Regions from separate parts of the Homo sapiens genome. Here region 1 is linked to region 2. A link is an interaction called in ENCODE POLR2A ChIA-PET data of the cell type or tissue named here. Cell type or tissue: A673. All regions are shown on one strand. Each heading gives the region's core, and the rest is flanking DNA. Links, peaks and the distances in the headings are about the cores only. Region 1 has its middle 260 kb from the start of SCG2. Region 2 overlaps LOC105373906 (a long non-coding RNA gene).

Region 1 (8,345 bases), core at 293-8,292, 140 kb after region 2:
AATCCCTGCCTGATGAAGTTAAGGTTAAGATGAAATGAGATAATGCATGTAAAGTGTGTCGTATAATACTTGGCATATGTTGGAAACCTAAAAACACTCATTTTCTTCTTGATATTTATCTTTATTTTCTATTTCTACTCCCTAATGCATTTGTCTGTTGTACTTCCTAATGCTCATGTCCTTAATGTCTCCTTGGATGATATGTGAAGCTAATAGTTTAATGGCTTAGAGAAGTGATTTTCAAGCTGTGAGCCATGGGAGCTCTGTGGAGGTTGGGGGTGGAGGTGGGGGCTTGGAGGGAAGGAAAGCCATGGGGCTCCAGTCCTTTCATTAACAAGTTTGCTTGTCTCCACATATGCCAATGATTTTGTTGAGAAAAATGTTTTCCTGGGCTTCATGGGCCATTTAAATTGTGAACCCCCAGGGACACAGTGCTTAGCCCAAGCCATCAGTGCTTGAAAATAGGCATTTCTGTCATCGAGTTTCTGTATGTTGAGATATATTTTGAGATAGGCTTAAGGGTGAGGACATTTGGCTGGAGTCAGCAATAAGTTGCAACCTCAGGGTCAATCCTGATTAGTGTACAATGCATAATACAGACAATCGATGAAAAGAGGTGCAACATGGGATGCATACGAGCAGGAGAAACTCAAGTATTTTGAGAATGTTCATTATGAGTTTCATAAATTTTTAAATTCGGAGTATGTATGCTTGCTTTCATTCCCAATCACCGTGCCATTTTACCCAAGGCCTGTTTGTTTCTTTTTTGGAGCTGTTCCCTCTTTTGGTAAATGGAACATCATTTCAGCCACCATGCCCATTTCCCGTATCCCAAATGAAAGAAGAGAAATTGAAAGTGATCAGTCCTATTCTTGTGATAACTGGAAAAACGATGTCCCGAGTTTTAATAGGACAACAAAAAATCCTTGTTAACTTATTTTCCCTCAATGGCTTTAAAAATATTTTCATGATGTCTTTTTCATTAATCAAGTTGTAGACATTCTGTGTACCCTTGGCCTTTCAAAAAAAGATGAACTTTTGTACTTGTGGAACATGTAATGGAAACATTAGATGCCTCAGACACATCATTACATTAGCCTTGAGAATAAGTCTGACCAAGATACCTAAGCCTCAAAATAATTCATCAGTGGGCTTTGGAGAAAACATGTGCCCTTCTCCTCTCAACATAAAGCACTCTGGGGAGGATTCTGCTTAATTTCTGTACCTATCACAGAACAGTTTCCCTTCTCTCCTTTCTGAAGGCTTTTTGTGTTGAAGGAATAATGTCTATTCTATTTTTCTCTTTTGTTCTTTCTTTTTCCTCTGCCATTTCAAAGTTATATAACTCATGTTCTCCAAGTTAAAAGTTGATATTTTTATAGCCTTAATCTTCTATTTTTTGCAGAAAATCTAGATTCCTAAAAACAAAAGCTCTCTGCCTAGTTATTTCTGGGAATTTCTTGTTTGTGGTGTATAACCACAAACAAGTGGAATCCACAACTTTCTTCCTATCCTGTATCTTCCTCTGTATTCTCTGGACTTTGTATTTACACACTAGGTTGGCAGGACCTCATCCCATCATTTCTGGAGCATTGGGAAGGATTGGTGAGGCAGCAGCCATATCTATTGTCAACCAAGGTTTCAACTTAGTGAGGCCACTGTCTGGGCCTGTCACCTACTTGGAATTTGTGTGTGTGTGTGTGTGTGTGTGTGTGTGTGTGCTTGTAATAGTCATAACGAGTGTAGGGAAGTCATGGGAGGGGTATGGTTGTCTGCCTTATGAGGGACACTTTTAATTATTTGCATTTGCAGAATATTTCATATTTTGTGTATATTCTTTATAGATTTTCCTCTGTATACTTTTGTGTCATAAGAAAGAAAAGCATAAGTTTCTTCATTATAAAATAAGTATAAAATAGTCTTTTTTAAAATCCAATCCAGAACACTATCTGGAAAACAACATAAACTCAGATTGGAAGAGGTGATGATGAGATATTAAATAAGCAAAAACAGGTGGCGATATAAATGTGTTTGGTAACGAGACCCATACCAGTCAGAGTTTGGGTAAGAACACAGATGGCATATTCAAATGGGGTAATTTAAGGTGAGTTTACTTAAAAAAGAAAAAGACTACACTACTTACAGAGGCATGGACAAGCTTTCAAGGAAACAAGGTGCAGTGCAAGACCTCTGGGCTGAAGAGAGTGAGGAGCCGCAAACATACTGGGTCTGAAGGAACATGTGGAGGAGGCAGAGACTGGAATCTGGAAAGAGGAGGGGGATGGAGAAGCTCTTGGACAGGACCTGGCCTTTGATGGAGAGACACAGGCAACCCACAGTGACCAGGTCTCAGGACAACCGAGAATGGACACTGTCACCTCACTTTCTTCCCTTGCTTTCATCTTCTGCTAGTACCTCTAGAAAATCAGAGACCAAGAGAAGACAAAGGAGTTCCCTGAGGTTTCCATATGATTCAACAGCATGGCTCAGGGGAAGAGGTTTCCAGTAGAAAATATTTAGCCAAGACTTTTTATTTCTCATTTCTAGTCCAATTTATAAGCAAGAAGTAAAGAGATCCCTATCTGGCTATGCCAACAATAGAAAGTCTTCATCGTACACAATTATAAACATGCATATGAGGCACTCAGAAGTCTGCAAAGCATTTAAAAGTATTTCCTATTGAACACTCCAAAAAAGACATAGTAAAGCCAAATTAAAAGATTATTTTCTCAATTTTATAAATAATGAACCTCAAGCAAACAGAGTTTAAGTGAGATGCCCAAATATAGACACCAAATTTTCAAATGGACTAAGTTTTCAGTGATTTTTACTTTTGATTTCTATTGGTATTTTGCTGCACCATTCCCAGGGGACAGAATTACACATATACCCGAAGTTTTTAACCATCCAAACTTCAGTAAGTATTCTTATAAGAATATATCTGTAGGCAGAGAATACTTGCTCCTGTGTCAAAGTGAGTTTCGTTACACCAATGCCTCCAGAAGAATAATAACTGGAGTCCAAAAGCTTTAAGGGCTAATGTAGACCTTTACTGAAGATCTGGTTTAGGTGGGAACAAAGGGAGAAGAGAATTATAGCACACACTACAAAGTAAAACCTCACGAAAGTCTTGTTTCCAATCATCTATTTAAAACTCTACCCCAATCTCTCCATTATCCTTGTAGACAAATAAAGCAGGCAATAATTCTCCCCAAAAGTGGCAGAAAGTGGTGATCCCTGTAAAGATGATTATAATAAAAATTAAGTTTGTCTGTGTCACATGTAAAATGGCCATTGGTCATTAATGTCACTTATGTCTTTAGTGCACACCTCTACAGAAATGATTACACATTGATCTTCATTTCTTGATGGTCTTGTTGAGTTATTTCTTGTTGCTAATATCGTTGGTACCTCAGCATCGATGGGAAATTGGTTGCAGGGCTCCCATAGATGTCAAAATCCAGAGATGCCCAAGTCCCTTATATAAAATGGCATAGGAGGCTGGATGCGGTGACTCACACCTGTAATCCTAGCACCTTGGGAGGCTGAGGCTGGCAGATCACTTGAGGTCAGGAGTTCAAGACCAGCCTGGCCAAAATGGTTGAACTTCGTCTCTACTAAAAATACAAAAATTAGCCAGGCATGGTGGTGGGCGCCTGTAATCCCAGCTACTCGAGAGGCTGTGCCTGGAGAATTGCTTGAACCCGGGAGGCGTAGGTTGCAGTGAGTCGAGATCATACCACTGCACTCCAGCCTAGGAGACAGAGCTAAACACTCTCTCAATCAATCAATCAATCAATCAATCAATCAATAAAATATATAAAAAATAAAACGACATAGTATTTGCGTATAACCTATGCACATCCTCCTAACCACTCCAAATTATCTCTAGATTACTTATAATACTTAATACAATTTAAATGCTATATAAATAATTGTTATGTTGTATTGTTTAGGGACTAGTGTCAAGGAAAAATGTCTGTACACACTCAGTACAGACATAACCATTAATTTTTTTTTTTCTGGTTATTCTTGACCTGTGGTTGGCTCAATCTGTGGATGCAGAACTCTCAGACACGGAGGGCTGACTTTGTGTGTACGTGTTGCGGGTCGGGGGTGGGGGGCGGGAATTTCTTCTAATTTTTAGGATCAGAAGTTATTTTTCTTTGTTCTTTCTTATACATGCATTCAAAGGTAGCTTAAGCATAATGTGGCATGGCAGAAATACCCAGCATTTTCAGTCCAAATCAGATCTTTGTCTAAAACCTATTTTAAAATGTAAATTTATCATCTATTAGCAGCTGTCTAAAGAGATTACAAGACATATTCATACTTTTTTTTTACTTTGCTTTTTACAGTAAGAGTTGTTCAAATGTTTGGCATAAATGTTATTAGCAGAAGAGACATTTCATCTCTAGGCAGAGACTGCAAAACTCACTGAGGAGTACAGGGAGGCTTTGCTTTATCAATTTCCATATATATGTAGCTCATGTTTTAGAAGTAATGCTTTTTTAAAAATCAATTTTATACTGCCAAGAAAGGTCTGCCAAAGAAGAATAAAGAAGCATTTCTTAGATCAAGAAAGAGAATGCATGTAAAAACAGTTTGAAATCTAGTTATGACTCTTAGGAAGGAATTCCATGCAGCCATTAAAAGCACAAAAACTACATCTTATATGATCTAACTTTAAAGTATTATACATACTTATACAATACTCGTGTTTTTTATTTCCCTTTACAATACTATAAGAAAATAAAAATACTATAAATGGTAATTAATATCAGTTGATGTTTACTTTGCTTTCCTAATTTCTTATGAGTACGTGTTTTACAATCACAAAAACAGATAATTTATCCTTTAAACAAAAATATAAAGCACTATCCTGAAGGCTAATTTCAAACCTAGTAAATGAACCTGGGGTGTATAAGCAGCCAAATAATTCCTCATGGAAAGACAGTGCCTAAAATAGGCCTGGCAGAATGAAAAGGAGAGAACAATTCCTGCTTCTGGAAGGAACATTATAATTGAGACAGTTTGAAGACAAAAGATGAGTGAACACAGTATAAGAACATCAAAATGCTACATTTTACTGCTGTTTGATGTGGAACAGATGACATTATGCAGCTCAAAATATATTCTGATGTTTTACTAGCAAACATCAAACCTCTCTCCTTGTGGATCTAAATGCTATTTTTGGATGTTATATACTTAAGGTGCATGGTCTACCTAGGGCCAGATTCTCTTTAAAAACTGTGTTTAAAAAACTCTGCTTGTGTAGATCACAGCTTTTACCTACAGAAGAAAATCATTCCTTATTTTGTTAGAAAAAAAGTGGTTATAAAAAAATAATTTTATAATATTTTAAACAACGATGTAAATTACAGTGCTTAAAATCTGATCAGGATAACAAATGGCTTAGGCAGTGAAAAATTTACTCTGGACTGCCCTATAGGAAGTCAGGTATTTATGGTTAAGGTTATACAGATTTGATATAGAATCTTACATTAGTAATGGGCTTTATATCAGTATATTTAGGATGTTCATACTTCAGTTGAATACCTTGAAATTTTCAAGGGATTAATTAGTGACAAAAAAAATGCTATATATAGTATGTGGCCTTTTTAGTCCTTTCAAATCTGGGTATTTCTTTCAAGCGTCATTGATTAACGCACCTTTTAAAAATATACCATAGGTGTGGGATATTCTGGCTTCAATGAAAACAACTGAGAAACATGAGAACTTAAAGGATCCAAGGGTTCTTCTAATTCAGACTTTTTGCTTTAAAGGTGTGGAAACTCCCATTCTGTAGGTTGCCTGTTCACTCTGATGGTAGTTTCTTCTGCTGTGCAGGAGCTCTTTAGTTTAATTAGATCCCATTTGTCAATTTTGGCTTTTGTTGCCATTGCTTTTGGTGTTTTAGACATGAAGTCCTTGCCCATACCTATGTCCTGAATGGTATTGCCTAGGTTTTCTTCTAGAGTTTTTATGGTTTTAGGTCTAACATGTAAGTCTTTAATCCATGTTGAATTAATTTTTGTATAAGGTGTAAGGAAGGGATCCAGTTTCAGCTTTCTACGTATGGCTAGCCAGTTTTCCCAGCACCATTTGTTAAATAGGGAATCCTTTCCCCATTTCTTCTTTTTGCCAGGTTTGTCAAAGATCACATAGTTGTAGATATGCAGCATTATTTCTGAGGGCTCTGTTCTGTTCCATTGGTCTATATCTCTGTTTTGGTACTAGTACCATGCTGTTTTGATTACTGTAGCCTTGTAGTATAGTTTGAAGTCAGGTAGTGTGATGCCTCCAGCTTTGTTCTTTTGGGTTAGGATTGACTTGGCAATACGGGCTCTTTTTTGGTCCCATATGAAATTTAAAGTAGTTTTTTCCAGTTCTGTGAAGAAAGTCATTGGTAGTTTGATGGGGATGGCATTGAATCTGTAAATTACCGTGGGCACTATGGCCATTTTCACGATATTGATTCTTGCTATCCATGAGCATGGAATGTTCTTCCATTTGTTTGTGTCCTCTTTCATTTCGTTAAGCAGTGGTTTGTAGTTCTCCTTTAAGAGGTCCTTCACGTCCCTTATAAGTTGGATTCCTACGTATTTTATTCTCTTTGAAGCAATTGTGAATGGGAGTTCACTCATGATTTGGCTCTCTGTTTGTCTGTTATTGGTGTATAAGAATGCTTGTGATTTTTGCACTTTGATTTTGTATCCTGAGACTGCTGAAGTTGCTTATCAGCTTAAGGAGATTTTGGGCTGAGATGATGGGGTTTTCTAGATATACGATCATGTCATCTACAAACAGGGACAACTTGACTTCCTCTTTTCCTAATTGAATACCCTTTATTTCTTTCTCCTGCCTGATTGCCCTGGCCAGAATTTTCAACACTATGGAGAAAATTTTTGAAATCTACTCATCTGACAAAGGGCTAATATCCAGAATCTACAAAGAACTCAAACAAATTTACAAGAAAAAAACAAACAACCCCATCAAAAAGTGGGCAAAGGATATGAACAGACACTTCTCAAAAGAAGACATTTATGCAGCCAACAGACACATGAAAAAATGCTCATCATCACTGGCCATCAGAGAAATGCAAATCAAAACCATAATGAGATACCATCTCACACCAGTTAGAATGGCCATCATTAAAAAGCCAGGAAACAACAGGTGCTGGAGAGGATGTGGAGAAATAGGAACACTTTTATACTGTCGGTGGGACTGTAAACTAGTTCAACCATTGTAGAAGACAGTGTGGCAATTCCTCAGGGATCTAGAACTAGAAATACCATTTGACCCAGCCATGCCATTACTGGGTATATACGCAAAGGAATATAAATCATGCTGCTATAAAGACACATGTACACATATGTTTATTGTGTCACTACTCACAATAGCAAAGACTTGGAACCAACCCAAATGTCCAACAATGATAGACTGGATTAAGAAAATGTGGCACATATATGCCATGGAATACTATGCAGCCATAAAAATGTGAGTTCATGTCCTTTGTAGGGACATGGATGAAGCTGGAAACCATCATTCTCAGCAAACTATCTCAAGGACAAAAAACCAAACACCACATGTTCTTACTCATAGGTGGGAATTGAACAATGAGAACACTTGGACATAGGAAGGGGAAGATCACACACCGGGGACTGTTGTGGGGTGGGGGGAGGGGGAGGGATAGCATTAGGAGATATACCTAATGTAAATGACGAGTTAATGGGTCCAGCACACCAACATTTCACATGTATACATATGTAACAAACCTGCACGTTGTGCACATGTACCCTAGAACTTAAAGTATAATATATATATAAATAAAATAAATAAAGGTGTGGAAACTCAGGCTCAATGGGTTTGGGGGACTCCAAGTGTCCCCCTTTATCCTTCTTTGGTAACCAAAATATCCAGAGGGAGGTCAAATGAATGCCCTAACTGCTCAAGCCCAGACCCAAAAGAGACTAAGGAGACTTCCACGGTGACTAGTGGATGGAAGCTGGTGTGACCAAGCTAGTATTCCTTCCACCATTAGGGTTCTAGAGAAATTTTCCCTGAGTTCCTGCTTCTGTGACCCTGGAAGCTGCCCTAGAGTTCTCTTCATCCTGATCCCTGACAGCTAAACATTTTTCATGATTTTGGAAGCAGGTAACACGGCTGTCTCATAATTCTCAAGGAGCTACATTAAACACTTTTTAAGTTTTGTAGACATACTTTATAACTGATCTTTTAAGGTACTTGCTTTACCTCAATATCTTAAACTTTCTGATTTATCCCTAGGATAATAGGTTGACACTTTATTATGAAGATTTTTATTTTTTTATTCTTAACAGAAA
Region 2 (8,345 bases), core at 95-8,094:
GCCACTTACCAGATTTGAAATTGGTGAGATGTTTCTTGGGCTGGTTGGTCTGAGGACCTGTGGTCGTAGGTGGATCTTTCTCACGGAGCAAAGAGCAGGAGGACAGGGGATTGATCTCCCAAGGGAGGTCCCCCGATCCGAGTCATGGCACCAAATTTCACTCGCATCCGTGTGAAGAGACCACCAAACAGGCTTTGTGTGAGCAATAAAGCTGTTTATTTCACCTGGGTGTAGGCGGGCTGAGTCCAAAAAGAGAGTCAGCGAAAGGAGATAGGGGTGGGGCCGTTTTATAGGATTTGGGTAGGTAAAGGAAAAAGGGGGGTTGTTCTCTGGTGGGCAGGAGTGGAGGTCACAAGGTGCTCAGTAAGGGAGCTTTTGAGCCAGGACGAGCCAGGAGAAGGAATTTCACAAGATAATTAGTTATCAGTTAAGGCAGGAACAGGCCATTTTCACTTCTTTTGTGGTGGAATGTCATCAGTTAAGGCAGGAACCAGCCATCTGGATGTGTTCATGCAGGTCACAGGGGATATGATGGCTTAGCTTAGGCTCAGAGGCCTGACAATTTGTTTAGGTTCTACCATAGAGAGTTTGTTTTAAGTTAGCAGGGCTATAAAATTAGCTTTATGTTGCCAGTGGAGAAAGGATTTGCAAGGGAAAATAGTCACAATAGCAATAACATGCAGTGCTTATTATTGTCATAAGTATATTGTCATAATTATTATATTATACTAAATATGATAATTATATGCCAGGCACATAGTAACTACCCTATGAGATAAGTACTATAATTATCACTGATTTACAGGTGAGGACACCAAGGGTCAGTGTGGTTTAATAACTTGCCCAGTCACCCAACCAGGAGGTGGCACAGCCAGGATTCAAACTCAGAGAATCTCGGTCCAGTGTCTGTCCCTTTAGAATCATTGTATTAAGATGTATCTCAGCTGTATTTTTAGCATGGAAATGTAAACTTTTAAAGTTTCTATCAGAGGGGTCCAAAGAGTTGTGGCCATTTTAAAGAAAAGCTAAAAATCTTGATATTCGCCTGGAATTTATGGATCTTTAAATGTTGGCAATTAATTTGAATTGTTTTTAAAAACTCACTTTGGGGGCTAAATTATCTAAGGCTGCCAGTTTGAGATGAATGTCCTATATAATTTCCATTTCATTAAAATCTTGATATGCTAGTCTCAAATAATTATTTTTCCATTTCTTAAAATCTTAATCTGGTGCTTCACCAGGCAACATTTTGTTAACTTATTCTGGTAAAACAATAAATGGTTTATACCTAAACATAATAACATTGCATTTCTTCAAGTTATATTTTATATTTGACCATCTTAGTAGTCCAGGTTGGCCTCAGCTTTCCCCAGGGTCAGAATTCAGGGTGTCTGACTACTTTCAGAGGCCCTGAGGGCATGAAGGTTGCTGGGAACCTTCATGAAAGGTCATGAACAGTACATGAACGGGTTGGCCAGTGAAAGCTCCCTTTGGGTCCCCAGCGTCTTCTTCTGACATCGTTTTTCCTGGGGCAGGACATTTCACACAGTCCCCCGCTGCTCCCTGGAATCTGGGACTCCTGCTTTCTTGAAGGAATGCCTTGTTGTGTAAGTGAACCCACAGGGAGGCAGCGGCAGGAAGCATTCTTCACAGGAGGCTCCTTTGAGGACCCAAAGCTGGCCTCTAGGAGGGGTCAGGACTGAACTTGAGTTTGTCTGTGTTGAGACCTTAGGAGACTCCATGATTTCTGTGTCTTCTAGATCCTGAACTGTCAACCACCATGAGTCTGTTGATCCTTTATCTGACACTTCCCCAGTTCCCTGTTCTGTTACTGGAAAGCTGTTCTCTTACTAGAAAGGGATCCAGAACCAGACCCCAGGAGAGGGTTCTTGGATCTTGTGCAAGAAAGGATTCAGGTCAATCTGTAAAGTGAAAGCAAGTTTATTAAGAAAGTAGAGGAATAAAGAATGGCTTCTCCATAGACAGAGCAGCCCTGAAGGCTGTTGGTTGCCCATTTTTATGGTTATTTCTTGATTATATGCTAAACAAGGGATATGTTTTTTATGCCTCCCCTTTTTAGACCATACTGGGTGAGTTCCTGATGTTGCTATGGCATTTGTAAACTGTCATGAAGCTGGTGGGAGTGTAGCAGTGAGGACAACCAGAGGTCCTTCTTATTGCCACATTGGTTTTGGTGGGTTTTGGCTGGCTTCTTTACTGCAAGCTATTTTAACAGCAGGTCTTTATGACCTGTATCTTGTGCCGACCTCCTATCTCATCCTGTGACTTAGAATGCCTAACTGTCTGGGAATGCAGCCCAGTAGATTTCAGTCTTATTTTACCCAGCCCCTATTCAAGATGCAGTTGCTCTGGTTCAAGTGCCTTTGACAGTTCTTTACCCAGGCCTCTTCCAGTTTCCTCTCTCACTCAATGGAATTGTTCTTTACCAATTCCACAAACAAGCCTGAAACCTAGAATCTGCCCCTGACATTTCTTGCGCTTGCCTCCTACAGTCAACTTTCTTCAAGTCCTAGGGATTTTACCCTCTAGCTCTGGAATCTTTATTTCTCTCATGCTCATTGCCACAGTCATATGCCAGGTGACCATTATATCTTGTCAAAGGGTTTTTCACACATTCTGGCCCTGCTCTCGTCTGTTCTCCCCAAAATGTAAAGGGATCATTAAACATGCAAATGTGGTTATATGACCAACTTCACCTCACTATCCTACAGGGGTCACAGCCAGGCACTCCACAATCTCATTGCCCACCACTCACCCCATCGTGGACTGCCCTGATTAGCTAAGCATGGCTATTCCTACGTTTATGGTAACGGGAGTGTTTTCTGTCACCAGGTAGGAGGTGGGCTGATAGCACAAGCATTGGAGACCAGAATCAAGAGCTACCATACAGTTGGGAAAACTGGCTAGCCATATGCAGAAAACTGAAACTGGACCTCTTCCTTACATCTTATACAAAAATTAACTCAAGATGGATTAAAGACTTAAACATAAGACCTAAAACCATAAAAACCCTAGAAGAAAACCTAGGCAACACCATTAAGGAAGTAGGCATGGGCAAAGACTTCATGACTAAAACACCAAAAGCAATGGCAACAAAAACCAAAATTGACAAATGAGATCTAATTAAACTAAAGAGCTTCTGCACAGCAAAAGAAACATCATCAGAGTGAGCAGGCAACCTACAGAATGGGAGAAAATGTTTGCAATCTATCCATGTGACAAAGGGCTAATATCCAGAATCTACAAAGAACTTAAACAAATTTGCAAGAAAAAAAAAAAACCCATAAAAAGCGGGCAAAGCATATGAACAGACACTTCTCAAAAGAAGACATTTATGTGACCAACAAACATATGAAAAAAAGCTCATCATCACTGGTCATTAGAGAAATGCAAATAAAAACCACAATGAGATACCATCTCATGCCAGTTAGAATGGTGATCATTAAAAAGTCAGGAAACAACGGATGCTGGAGAGGATGTGGAGAAATAGGAATGCTTTTACACTGTTGGTGGGAGTGTAAATTAGCTCAACCATTGTGGAAGGCAGTGTGGTGATTCCTCAAGGATCTAGAACCAGAAATACTATTTGACCCAGCAATCCCATTACTGGGTATATACCCAAAGGATTATAAAACATTCTACTATAAAGACACATGCACCCGTATGTTTATTGCAGCACTGTTCACAATAGCAAAGGCTTGGAACCAACCCAAATGCCCATCAATGGTAGACTGGATTAAGAAAATGTGGCACATATACACCATGGAATACTATGCAGCCATAAAAAAGGATGAGTTCATGTCCTTTGCAGGGAGATGGATGAAGCTGGAAACTATCATTCTCAGCAAACTAACACAAGGACAGAAAACCAAACACTGCATGTTCTCACTCATAAGTGGGAGTTGAACAATGAGAACAGTTGGACACAGGGAGGGGAACATCAGACACCTGGGCCTGTCAGGGAGTGGGAGGGGGCTAGGGGAGGGATAGCATTAGGAGAAATACCTAATGTAGATGATGAGTTGATGGGTGCAGCAAACCACCATGGCACATGTATACCTATGTAACAAACCTGCACATCTGTACATGTATCCCAGAACTTAAAGTATAATAAAAAATTAAAAAATAAAGATGTCATGGGTGGTGAACAAAAAAACAAACCAAAAAAAGAGCTACTATACAATCTCACAGGTAAGACTGGCCTTGTAGTAAGAAAGTTGGTCTCATGTTGACTTAGTGGAGAATGCTACCTAGAATTTTTCTCATCATAGTCTGATTTCTCATATAGTTCTGTCTGCTGCAAGATAATATATTATTTGAGCTGATTTGTCTAACAGTTGTATTTCAGTGTAAATTAATTAATTAATTGCCATTCTGGTTTACACATTACCCCTGTGATCTTGGTAAGAAGTGTCTGTCCTTATGGACAGTTTCCCTTCTCAAGATGCTAACAATTCAGAGTTCTTAGCCTGCAAATCCTATCTGAATATCCATGAATTCACCTGTGGGGGCACCTTACCAGAAGGCCAAAGAGCAGTACCTCAGTGACATCCTCACCTCACCTTATAACTTCTATTTGACCTTTGATATGTAGTAGATGTGAGTAAGGATTAAACAGAAATTAGAAATGTGTCCCAAACAGTCAGAGTCCATATATCATCCAGAGTGGGCCTCAGAATTCCAAAAATTTTCCTCTGAATGTCTTCCTCTTGCTTTTTCCACTCTTTGTCCTTTTGTAGGTATAACTCCCCAGGGGGCTGTAAACTGTGTCTGTCTCATATATTGCTGTATCCTGAGTGCTGAGCCTGGTGATTACACATCAATAGTAGCTCAGTAGATATTGGTAGAATAAATGAAGGAAGGAAGGAAGGAAGGAAGGAAGGAAGGAAGGAAGGAAGGAAGGAAACCCTGACATTTTCCATTCTGCCTTTTCTTCTACTCCCCCTCTACCTAGGCAGAAGTAATTTAAAAATCCCAGTTTTCCTAGATTATAGATGCAAATTTCTCCCACATATTTGTGATATGTCTTACTGTTGATGGGTGTTGAAATGCTAAACAATCCAGTTATTTCCATTGTGCTACTGGGACTTGTTTTGCAGGAGCATAGCAATGGCTGCTTTGATTATTCCACACCCTTAAGAGAACCCTCTGTTTTCCTCCAAAAATTTAGTCAGGTGGTTGAATTACTTGGCTTCCTTGAAGACTTCTCTGTTGTCAGGTTTTCCTTCTGAAAGGAAAAGCTTCATTAAAATTAGATGAAGAGCACACAGCTTCCAGTTGTTAAACTGTCAACCCTGGCAAAAACAGTGGTGAAGGCAAACCAAAGCTTTCAAGAGAGCGTGTTCTTGAAGAGAGCATGTTCTTGCCGGCTGAACTAATGAAGTGCAGACCCCCTGCTGAAGTCTCAAGTAGATTGCCAGTTCACACAAATGAGCTGAAAAATACCATTCAGTTTTAATTGTGACATTTCTTTCGCGAGGCAGTTCCTTTCACTGGGTTTTTGCTTTTTTCTTGTTTTTGTTTTTGATTTTTTACAAAAATTCTTGACGAATAAAAAATGAAACCAGCAGGAATGTTCTTTAAAGAGCCCAAGAAATGGTTTTGAGAATGCACTGACACTTGAAACATGGGAGAAATCATTATTTTAAAATGCCCAATCCGCTTCCCTCAGTTTTGAACAAAATCAACGACAAAGCAAAACCAGTTTTCAAGTGTTATAGTAATTCGCAAAATAAATTGCAAAGAATGGCAGAGTACCATCAGGGTTCTTCAAGGGCTCTACAAACAATCAATTTGAATTTAAGTTTCTACATAGATTTTAAACTTTTTAAAGATGGTAATCTTTAAATAGTTAAATGTCACATATTTAAAATATAAACTCATCAGAGGACTTCAATCAATGTATTTGCTTGGACTGATGGGTTCATATTTTTCCAAGTAGGAGTAAGTTATAATGCTTCTCCTGACCATTCAATATCCTGAGACTCCAAGGCAAGTGGTGAAATGACCCTAACACTTATAAGTACTTGTCTGTCTTGAATGAGGATTTTCTTTATGCCATATTGCTAAAGGAAAACATATAAATTAATTGTAAGCTAAAACTGCAAGAAGTCTTTCACTGCCATTTATGAGCCTGGATTTATATTTTTGTATGAAAGAAAAAGGAATTGTGTTTTCATTAATTGGCTTTCTAAGCAAAATGCCATAAATTTGAACCAATAAAATGAATTTATTCTAATAAGATGTCTCCTTGTTTTAAATCTCTGATAAGATGTTGTTTTAAAAAAGAATTCTATAGTTAAAAGTTATTTTAAAGACCACTTAATTATATTATCTCTATGTTATGTCTAAAACCATGAAATGACTTAGTGATTTTGTAGTGAAGCTAGTATTTGGCAATTGTTATAGGCTACCCTTTGGCTAGAATATTTTTAGTCCATATTTCAGTTATATATTGCTATGTACCCCAAAACTCAGTGGCTTAAAACAAGTGCCATTTATGTATGATTCTGTGGGTTGACTGGGTGTCCCTTCTGCTGGTCTTACCTGGGCTCACTCATGTAGCTGTATCTGGCTGGTAGAACTGCAACCTGGGCCCAGCTGCACTCTTCTTTCTGCAGTGGCTTTTCATCCCAGGATTTTTATGGCATTGCAGTTTCAAGGTGTTCAAGAGAACAAGCCCCAGTGTACAAGCCCTTCTGAAGCTTCTATTTGTGTTACATTTGCTGATGTTCCGTTGGCCAAAGCAATTCACATGGCCAAGTCCAATGTCGACTTGGAAGGGGAATACATAAAGGCACGAATATGAAAAGGCATGTGATTCACTGGGTGCCATTACTGTAATAATTTACCATAGTTTCCAATCAATAGAATTATGAAAGACTCTCCTAAACTTTACAGCACTGGAAAACAGGGCCCACAGACTATAATACAAGAGGGAGTGTATTATAATAATGGCCTTAATGAATAACATTCTCTATATTCACACTTATTTGCAATATAATACTGCCATTCTTCCTGTTTTGGTTGGGCTGCTATAACAAAATATCATAATATCATTATAAACAATGGAAATGTTTTTCTCACAGTTCTGGAGACTGGAAAGTTCAAGACCAAGGTGCCAGCAGATTCAGTGTTTGACAAAATCCTACTTCCTGGTTCATAGATGGTACCTTTGGGCTATGTCCTCACATTTTGGAAGGCGTGAATTCACTCTCTGGAGTCTCTTTTATAAGGCACTAATCTCAAAGAGGGCATGATCTTCAAGAATTAATAACCCTCTCAAGTCTCTACAATCTAATGCAATTACCTTGGGAATTAATATTTCAACATATCTATTTGATGGGACACAAACACTGAGAACAGAGCACTTTCCATTGAGTGGTAGATACTATTTCTCCACCTTGAATCCTAGTTAACATTCTAACTTGCTTTAACCAGTAGAATGTGGCTGACATGATGTTTTGGAAGCTCTGGAGCCTAAGCCTCAAGATGCCTTGAAGCCTCTGCCTTCACTTTCTTGGAACTTAGATGCCATATAAAGGTGGGCTAATCTACTGAATGATGAGGAACCATGTGAAGAGAGAGGTCCCAGACTTCCAACCATTCCCATCAGGGCCTTAGACACATGCACGATGTCAACACAGACTCTCCAGCTCCAGCTGACCCACCAGATGAATACAACCACAAGAGCAAGCCCGTGTGAGACCACCCAGCCATCCCAGAGATTTGTGAGAAATGATGTTGAGGTGTTTGTTACTTAGCGATAGATAACTGGTATGGGGGTAAATATTAACTCTTATTCATTCCTTGTATGAACCATATGAAGCAAGCATTAATTTTCCTCTTTTACAAAAAAAAAAAAGAAAAGAAAAGAAAAGAAAAAGAAACTGAGACCCAGAAAGTTTGAATCTCTTGCTGAAGGTCAGACAGCTAAATAACTGAGAGGATACACATTTGCTGACTTGCAAACTCATAGTCTTTCTATAACACATTGAATTTGGAAGATTTAAAACCTGTCTTTTTCAATCTGAATAAAGATGAGCGATTTCAGTCTAAGTTTCACTTTTTATCCCTTTGAGCAACATTACCCTGAAAGCGGATCCTTGGTGTTTTCTCCTTTGGTGGAATGCTTTCTCTTTCTTTGACTGATTGTTTGCCCTAAATTTTAGAAAATCCCACATGCTTCAGAAATGGAAGAGTGAGGTGAAATCATCCCTAGGAAATAAGACAGCAGTCAGAATTGTATGGTTAAGTTAATCTTAACAATGAAAGAATTACTAAAACTTTTCTTCAGAAAATCAGCAAGAAACATTTCAGTAACC

Evidence for each region. Peaks named below come from ENCODE experiments on the same cell type or tissue, not always from the same donor. Only the 100,000 strongest peaks of a DNase experiment are listed, where the experiment ranks them.
Region 1: POLR2A ChIA-PET joins it to region 2 with 11 read pairs; 2 of 35 experiments call an interaction of 5 or more read pairs at or near these places.

What each region holds. Positions count from the first base shown.
Region 1 is chr2:223,337,915-223,346,259 of GRCh38, forward strand. No RefSeq gene overlaps it. Among named protein-coding and RNA genes, the nearest start is that of SCG2, 260 kb to the right of the region's middle. In A673, for the core only: no CTCF peak of the experiment used is centred there; a DNase peak (open chromatin) is centred at 307.
Region 2 is chr2:223,194,945-223,203,289 of GRCh38, forward strand. LOC105373906 (a long non-coding RNA gene) reads right to left here. Exons shown (of 3, transcript XR_923951.1): 3 at 8,112-8,238. Among named protein-coding and RNA genes, the nearest start is that of KCNE4, 150 kb to the left of the region's middle. RefSeq lists an enhancer at 141-686. In A673, for the core only: no CTCF peak of the experiment used is centred there; DNase peaks (open chromatin) are centred at 4,797 and 5,347; H3K4me3 peaks cover 698 bases; H3K27ac peaks cover 4,003 bases.